2 separate regions of the Homo sapiens genome follow, and region 2 is linked to region 1. The links are chromatin contacts, found by Hi-C in ENCODE. All regions are on one chromosome and are shown on one strand. The core of a region is the stretch at or near the end of the contact, and the rest is flanking DNA. Distances in the headings are between cores, read along the strand shown. Region 1 has its middle 22 kb from the start of OR5AN1. Region 2 holds the start of FAM111A (FAM111 trypsin like peptidase A).

Region 1 (2,992 bases), core at 268-2,767:
TGTACATGAGTACTTTCTCATATCATCTTGCAGTGATGCAACTGGGCTCTTACTACTCAGAAATTATTAATCAAAGCTGTGTATTTAAATAAAAATTAAATCAATAATATTTCAAAACAGAATTCATTTTTTAACAGGTGAAAAAAAAACAGAAAGTAACAGAGGTCAAATCATATCCTTAAGAAATTGCAGAACTGGAATTCAACACCTATTTTTCATCCCAGAGTAATAACTTGAAATTTTATGTTGAGATTATTATTTTCATTGAGGTCAGAAAATTTCTGTAAGGCGAAAGAGAACTCAAGGAAAAGCCCTAGGTGGGGGAAATGGAAGCAAAGAAGTGAGAAGAGTTGAATAATGGGAGAGACTGAGGACCATAAACCTTGTTTACTGAAAGAATCAGAGATAATTAGATAGCAGAGAAGCAACCATTCCATCTAAGTCTTGCCCTGTGAACTTGACCCAGATCCCTCAAAAAGACACAATTCTTGCCAAAGGTTAAAATTAATTATTTCTCGTACAAAGGAATTTTCCATGTGGGCCCCATTGCACTCTAAGATGGATGATTTTGGCCACAAAACTTGCTGTTCACTCACAGCAAAAGCGATGACCACAACTTCAGATCTTCTTAAACGTGCCGTTGAGAGCAGAGAATAAAGGGGAAAAGCCAATTCAAGGGAGAAAACATTCCAGGTACTTGCTCTCTGGTGTCATCATTGTCATGGAGCTTTTGTCCCTACAGATTTCATGCCCCACTTTGCCATGTCCCCACTGGATTCATTCCCTACTTCCCAATGGTCTATATGATGGTCTCGTGACTGTAGATTTTCTTTACTAACTTTGGAGTCATTTGAGCTGGAAAGGATATAGGAACCTAGGGATCTTATAGTCCAAACTATCCATTTCAGGTGGAGAACCTGAGGCCAGAGAAGCTAAGGGATTGTCCCAAGATAGCACAGCTTGCTGGTAATACAGCTTGATAACAATAAGTTAAATTCATGTACATATTTGTATTTCTGTGGTATTACTTATAATATCTCCTTTTTCATTTGTGATTGTCTTTATTTGAGTCCTCTCTTGGTTATTCTCACTAATGGCTTATCAATTTTTGTTTATTATTTTAAAAACCAAATTTTTGTTTCATTTATCCTTTATATCATTTTTGGTCTCTATTTCATTTAGTTCTGCTGTAATCATTGTTATTTCTTTATTTCTGCTAATTTTGAATTTGGTTTGATCTCACTTTTCTAGTTCCTTATTTAGAATTGTTATTTTCTCTTGCTGAGTTGTTTCCTTTATCATTATATGATCATCTTCTTTATCCTTTTATTGTTTTTAATTTAAAGCCTGTTTTATCTAATTATAGCTAATTCTGCTTGCTCTTGGTTTCCATTTGTGTGAAATACCTTTTTCCACTGCTTTACTTTCAGTCTGTATGTGCCTTTACAGATAAGATGAGTTTGTTGTAGACAGCTTATGGTTAAGTCATGTTTTTTAACCCATCTTACCAATGTATACCTTTTAAAAGCAGTGTTTAATTCTTTTATGTTCAAGGTTAGTATTGATAGGTGAGGTTTTGTTCCTGTCATATTATTAATTGTTGTCTAGTTATTTTATACATTCTCTTTTCTCTGTTTTTCTCATTGTTCATTTTTGGTTTTGTGGAATTCTGTAGTGGTGTCATTGTGTTCCTTTCACTTCCCCTTTTGTATTATTGCATTAACAATGAGTTTTATGTTTGTGTGTTTTCATGATGGTGAATACCATTCTTTCACTTTCAAGTTTAGGAATCCTTTGATCATTTCTTCTATTTCCAATCTAGTCGTGGCAAATTCTATCAGCATTTGCTTATCTGGAAAAGAGTATTTCTCCTAAAGCTTAATTCTTGCTGTATACAGAATTCTTGGCTACTAGTTTGCTTTTTTTCTTTCAACACTTGGAATACGTCATTTCACTACCTTCTTACCAGCAAAGTTTCTGCTGATAAGTCTGCTGTTATTCTGAAGTAGTTTCCTTTGTAGATGACTAGATGTTTTTCTCTTGCCAATTTTAGAATTTGTTCATTCATATGATTTTAGATAGTCTAATAATATGCTATGGCAAACTCATTTAGGCATTGTAATTTTCTGGGGATCACTGAGCTTCTTTTATTCAGATGTCTGAATTTCTTGATACACTTGGGAGGTTTTTATACATTATTTCATTAATAAATTTCTTAACCTTTTTTCCTCAGGAATACCAATAATTTATTATTTAGGTCATTTTAGATAGTCTTAAAAGTCTTGAAGGCTTTGTTTATTCTATTTTATTTTTATCTGACTGTATTATATTTTTAAAACCTATCTTCAAGTTCTGATTCTTCCTTGTGCTTAATCTAGTCTATTCTTGAAGGCTTCAAATGTATTTTGTAATTCTTGCAATAAAATTTTCAGTTCTAGAATTACTGTTTTTTTTTAAGATATCTATCTCCTTGGTAAATTACTCATTCATATCTTAAAATGATTTTCTGATTTCTTTGTATTGATTTTCAGATTTCTCTTGAAGTTCATTGAGCTTCTTTAAAATCAATATTTTGAATTTTTATCTGGAAATTTTAGAATTTATTTGTGTTCAGCACTTATTGCTGGAGAATTATTGTGGTTTTTTGAGGGTGTGGTTTTTTATTATACTTGAAGTTTTAGGGTACAAGTGCACAATGTGCAGGTTTGTTACATATGTATACATGTGCCATGTTGGTGTGCTGCACCCATTAACTTGTCATTCAACATTAGGTATATCTCCTAATGCTATCCCTCCCCCCTCCCCCCACCCCACAACAGGTCCCGGTGTGTGATGTTCCCCTTCCTGTGTCCATGTGTTCTCATTGTTCAATTCCCACCTATGAGTAAGAACATGCAGTGTTTGATTTTTTGTCCTTGTGATAGTTTGCTGAGAATGATGGTTTCCAGCTTCATCCATGTCCCTACAAAGGACATGAACTCATCATTTTTTA
Region 2 (2,941 bases), core at 200-2,699, 240 kb before region 1:
AGGAACATACGTGTTCGTGTGTCTTTATGAAAGAATGATTTATATTCCTTTGGGTACATACCCAGTCATGGGATTGCTGGGTTGAATGGTAGTTCTGTTTTTAAGTCTTTGAGGAATTGCCACACTGTTTTCCACAATGGTTGAACTAATTTACACTCCCACCTAGTATATAATCCTTCCTTTTGGAAACAAATTTTATCAGTATATTCAATTCTGAACACCCATGTTTTAGAAAATGTTAAGCCTATTGTCCTTTAATCACTATTTGCTTACACATTAAAATGTAAAACAGGCAAAAGAGAAAGAAGGAAGAAAGGAGGGAGGGAGGGAAGGAGAAAAGTGAGAAAGAAAGAAAGATAAAAGAAAAAAGAAAGAAGAAAGAAAGAAAGAGAAGAAATAAAGAGAAAAAAGAAAGGAAGAAAGGAAGGAAGGAATGAAGAAGAAAAGAAAAAAGAGAAAGAAAGAAGGAAAGAAAAAGAAAAAAAGAAAGAGAAAGAAAGAAAGAAAGAGAAAGAAAGAAAGAGAGAGAGAGAGAGAAAGAGAGAGAAAAGAAAATTTTCTCCAGATTAGAATTATTGGCTGCTATTGTTTGGATGCTGGGTACTAGCTGTGATTACCCTTTGTGAATGTAGGAATGCACAGATTCCAAAAGTGAGTCTCATAGAAAAAGTCAGCATTCAAATATGTTTTAAGGTTACTCTATCCAAACCCCAAAGAACCCACAGAAGATGAAGCAGTAATTTTAGCTTCTCTTGGTGTATTGTACATGCATTTAAGGCCAGTTCCTTCCTTCAAATTCCCATGTGTTTTGTAGTTACCAACACACCTTTCAACCCTATCTGTTTATATACATCATATAGTCCTCTGTCAATTGCATAAAAGTTGTCCCCTTTGTGACTGTAATCGCCTTTTCCAATACACATCTACTCAGAATGCAGGTCCTTAAACAGCAGGCTGCCTTGAAAACCCTCTCCAATCTTCTTCGATCATCAGCTTTGAGATGCATATTCCTAGAGCCCATATCATCTTCTTCATCACTATCATAAACGTCTCCACATATTGATGAACGTTTGGAGAATCGATTTATGACAAGGGAGTTTACTCTTCCTGCATCCGCGGCTTCTTCGTGATTTTGTCCTAGTCACCGGGCCTATCCCACCTGCTGGGGATGCCGCCCCCTCGGAAGTGCCTGAAATCTCCCCACTTACCCAACTAGCCTCAGCGCCTCCTGTGTGCTGCAGCAGATGGCGCGCTGCAGACCCCAGCCTGGTGCCTCCGCGACTCCTCCCCAACCATGATTTACAGGCGGGGACAGCCACATTCCTGCGCCCCAACTTCCACCTCCGCTTCCTGCGCGCGCGAGACTCAAGCTGCCACAGTGGCTCTGCCGCCAGCGTCCCAGCTCCTCCCACACCCGAGTTTTTATTTCCTGCTCCCTCTCCAGCCCGGCCCAGGCCAGCCTACCGGCGACTAGGATGCTTTCGCTTTCGCTCTCGCTTTCCAATACTCGGGACTGGGGAAACCGGGAGAATAGAAGCAGGCAAGGACCGCCGTGGGCACGGGGTCAGTGAGACAGGGTCCTGCTCGCGGCGTCAAGGAGGAGCGCTGTGGGTGGGTAGGGTAGGCGCGCCCCCTCGGCCTTGCCTTTCCAACCACTCTTTTTTGCACGCCAACAGGTGTCCCCAGCGCAGCCAATCGGCTTCCGAAGTAGGTGAGTTGCTGCCTGAAGAGAAAAGACAAACTCCAGTATCTTTCATTCCATTGGCCAGACGCGCCATTCCCCAAGTGAGTTCTGTTCTCCAACCAAAGTGCTGGATTCCAAGGGACTGGAAGGGAAAGTCCCTAAAAATCACGAGTTCAGGCGTCTGAGACTTGGTGGGAACGGACCTTCCTCTTAGGTGAGTTACTCTTTGGTTCTGGGGCTGACCTGGAGTTTTGCCAGGATTCATTGGCCGCAGCAGGATGCTGGTGGGGACAGGGTAAATAAAATCTGCACTCCTGCGGGCTTTTATTGTTGAAAGGGGCACTGACGCTCTCCCTGGAAACTTAAAAAGAACAGCCAAGTGAACGGATGTGTCTTTCTTTTGCAGTGCCCAAGCCTGTTCTAATTTTTAAAAACTGATGTCTATTAAGACCCAATGTTAACTTTATGAAAATGGTTCCTAAGGAGATTCACATCTCTGTGTCCGAATTCTGTGTGCAGCAAACATCATCTCAAGTGCGTTTTCCCAACTACGCTTCTTTCCAGGATAAAATACTCTAAGTGACAAATGTTGAGTACATTATCAGGTATGTTCACTATTGTGAGAACTGAAGCCATCTACACTCACATAGCTTGCCAACTACATTAACCTGACTTCTTATTCCATTATTTTCATCAACATACATTTACTATTTCAAGAAACTTTTGCCAGGGACCGGAAAGTTGCAAATATCTTTATTGCTTAATCCAGTATCTTCTTCAAAGATCCAACCACTCTTCAATGGAAAACATCAAAGAACAGTTTACATTCTAAGACTTTGAACCTTTACCTCAAAATCCTAGCCTTGTTTTATCTACCAATCCTAAACTTTTACCCGTAGCTGACTCAATTCTAACCAATTCCCCTCATTAAATATTAGACTTACAATGGGACTTCAAAATCTCAATACATATAGCCCAAACTTGCTCTTCCCTCTCTGAGACACCACTTAAATTCTGTCAAGTTATTGTTCTCCATTACCTAAGTGAGCAAGAAACTTAGCTTTGTCTTATCAACAGGTTGCTTTGATATTACTGGGAGCCAACATTTGACATTCTTGGAGGCTCCAGCAAGACCTAATCAACCTCCCAACCCTCAACTCAGAATCAGTGTGTGCCCTGAAGTCCCTTCAACCTTCTTGAGGCTCTCCCTGATCTCAAAGGTGGAGAAAGTAGATCTTGCATCAGGTTGAACTCCAG

Evidence for each region. Hi-C counts contacts between places; a loop is a spot of excess contacts on that map. Pooled maps may share reads with other maps.
Region 2: a loop to region 1 is called in a pooled map, with 5 times the contacts of the local background. The contact joins the promoter of FAM111A here to the enhancer-like site in region 1. A Hi-C loop is called at or near these places in 8 of 37 single-sample maps with no recorded cell type and 4 of 50 pooled maps.

What each region holds. Positions count from the first base shown.
Region 1 is chr11:59,378,999-59,381,990 of GRCh38, forward strand. No RefSeq gene overlaps it. Among named protein-coding and RNA genes, the nearest start is that of OR5AN1, 22 kb to the left of the region's middle. Within about 2 kb of position 1,518, at least 3 of the 41 ENCODE cell types and tissues checked have a DNase peak (open chromatin) inside an H3K27ac peak, as active enhancers do.
Region 2 is chr11:59,141,407-59,144,347 of GRCh38, forward strand. It overlaps FAM111A (FAM111 trypsin like peptidase A), which reads left to right and starts at 1,450. Exons shown (of 6, transcript NM_001312909.2): 1 at 1,450-1,540; 2 at 1,677-1,898; 3 at 2,091-2,289. FAM111A-DT (FAM111A divergent transcript) reads right to left here and starts at 1,402. Exons shown (of 4, transcript NR_110184.1): 1 at 1,209-1,402. It also overlaps the pseudogene LOC100422399. RefSeq lists an enhancer at 1,218-1,667.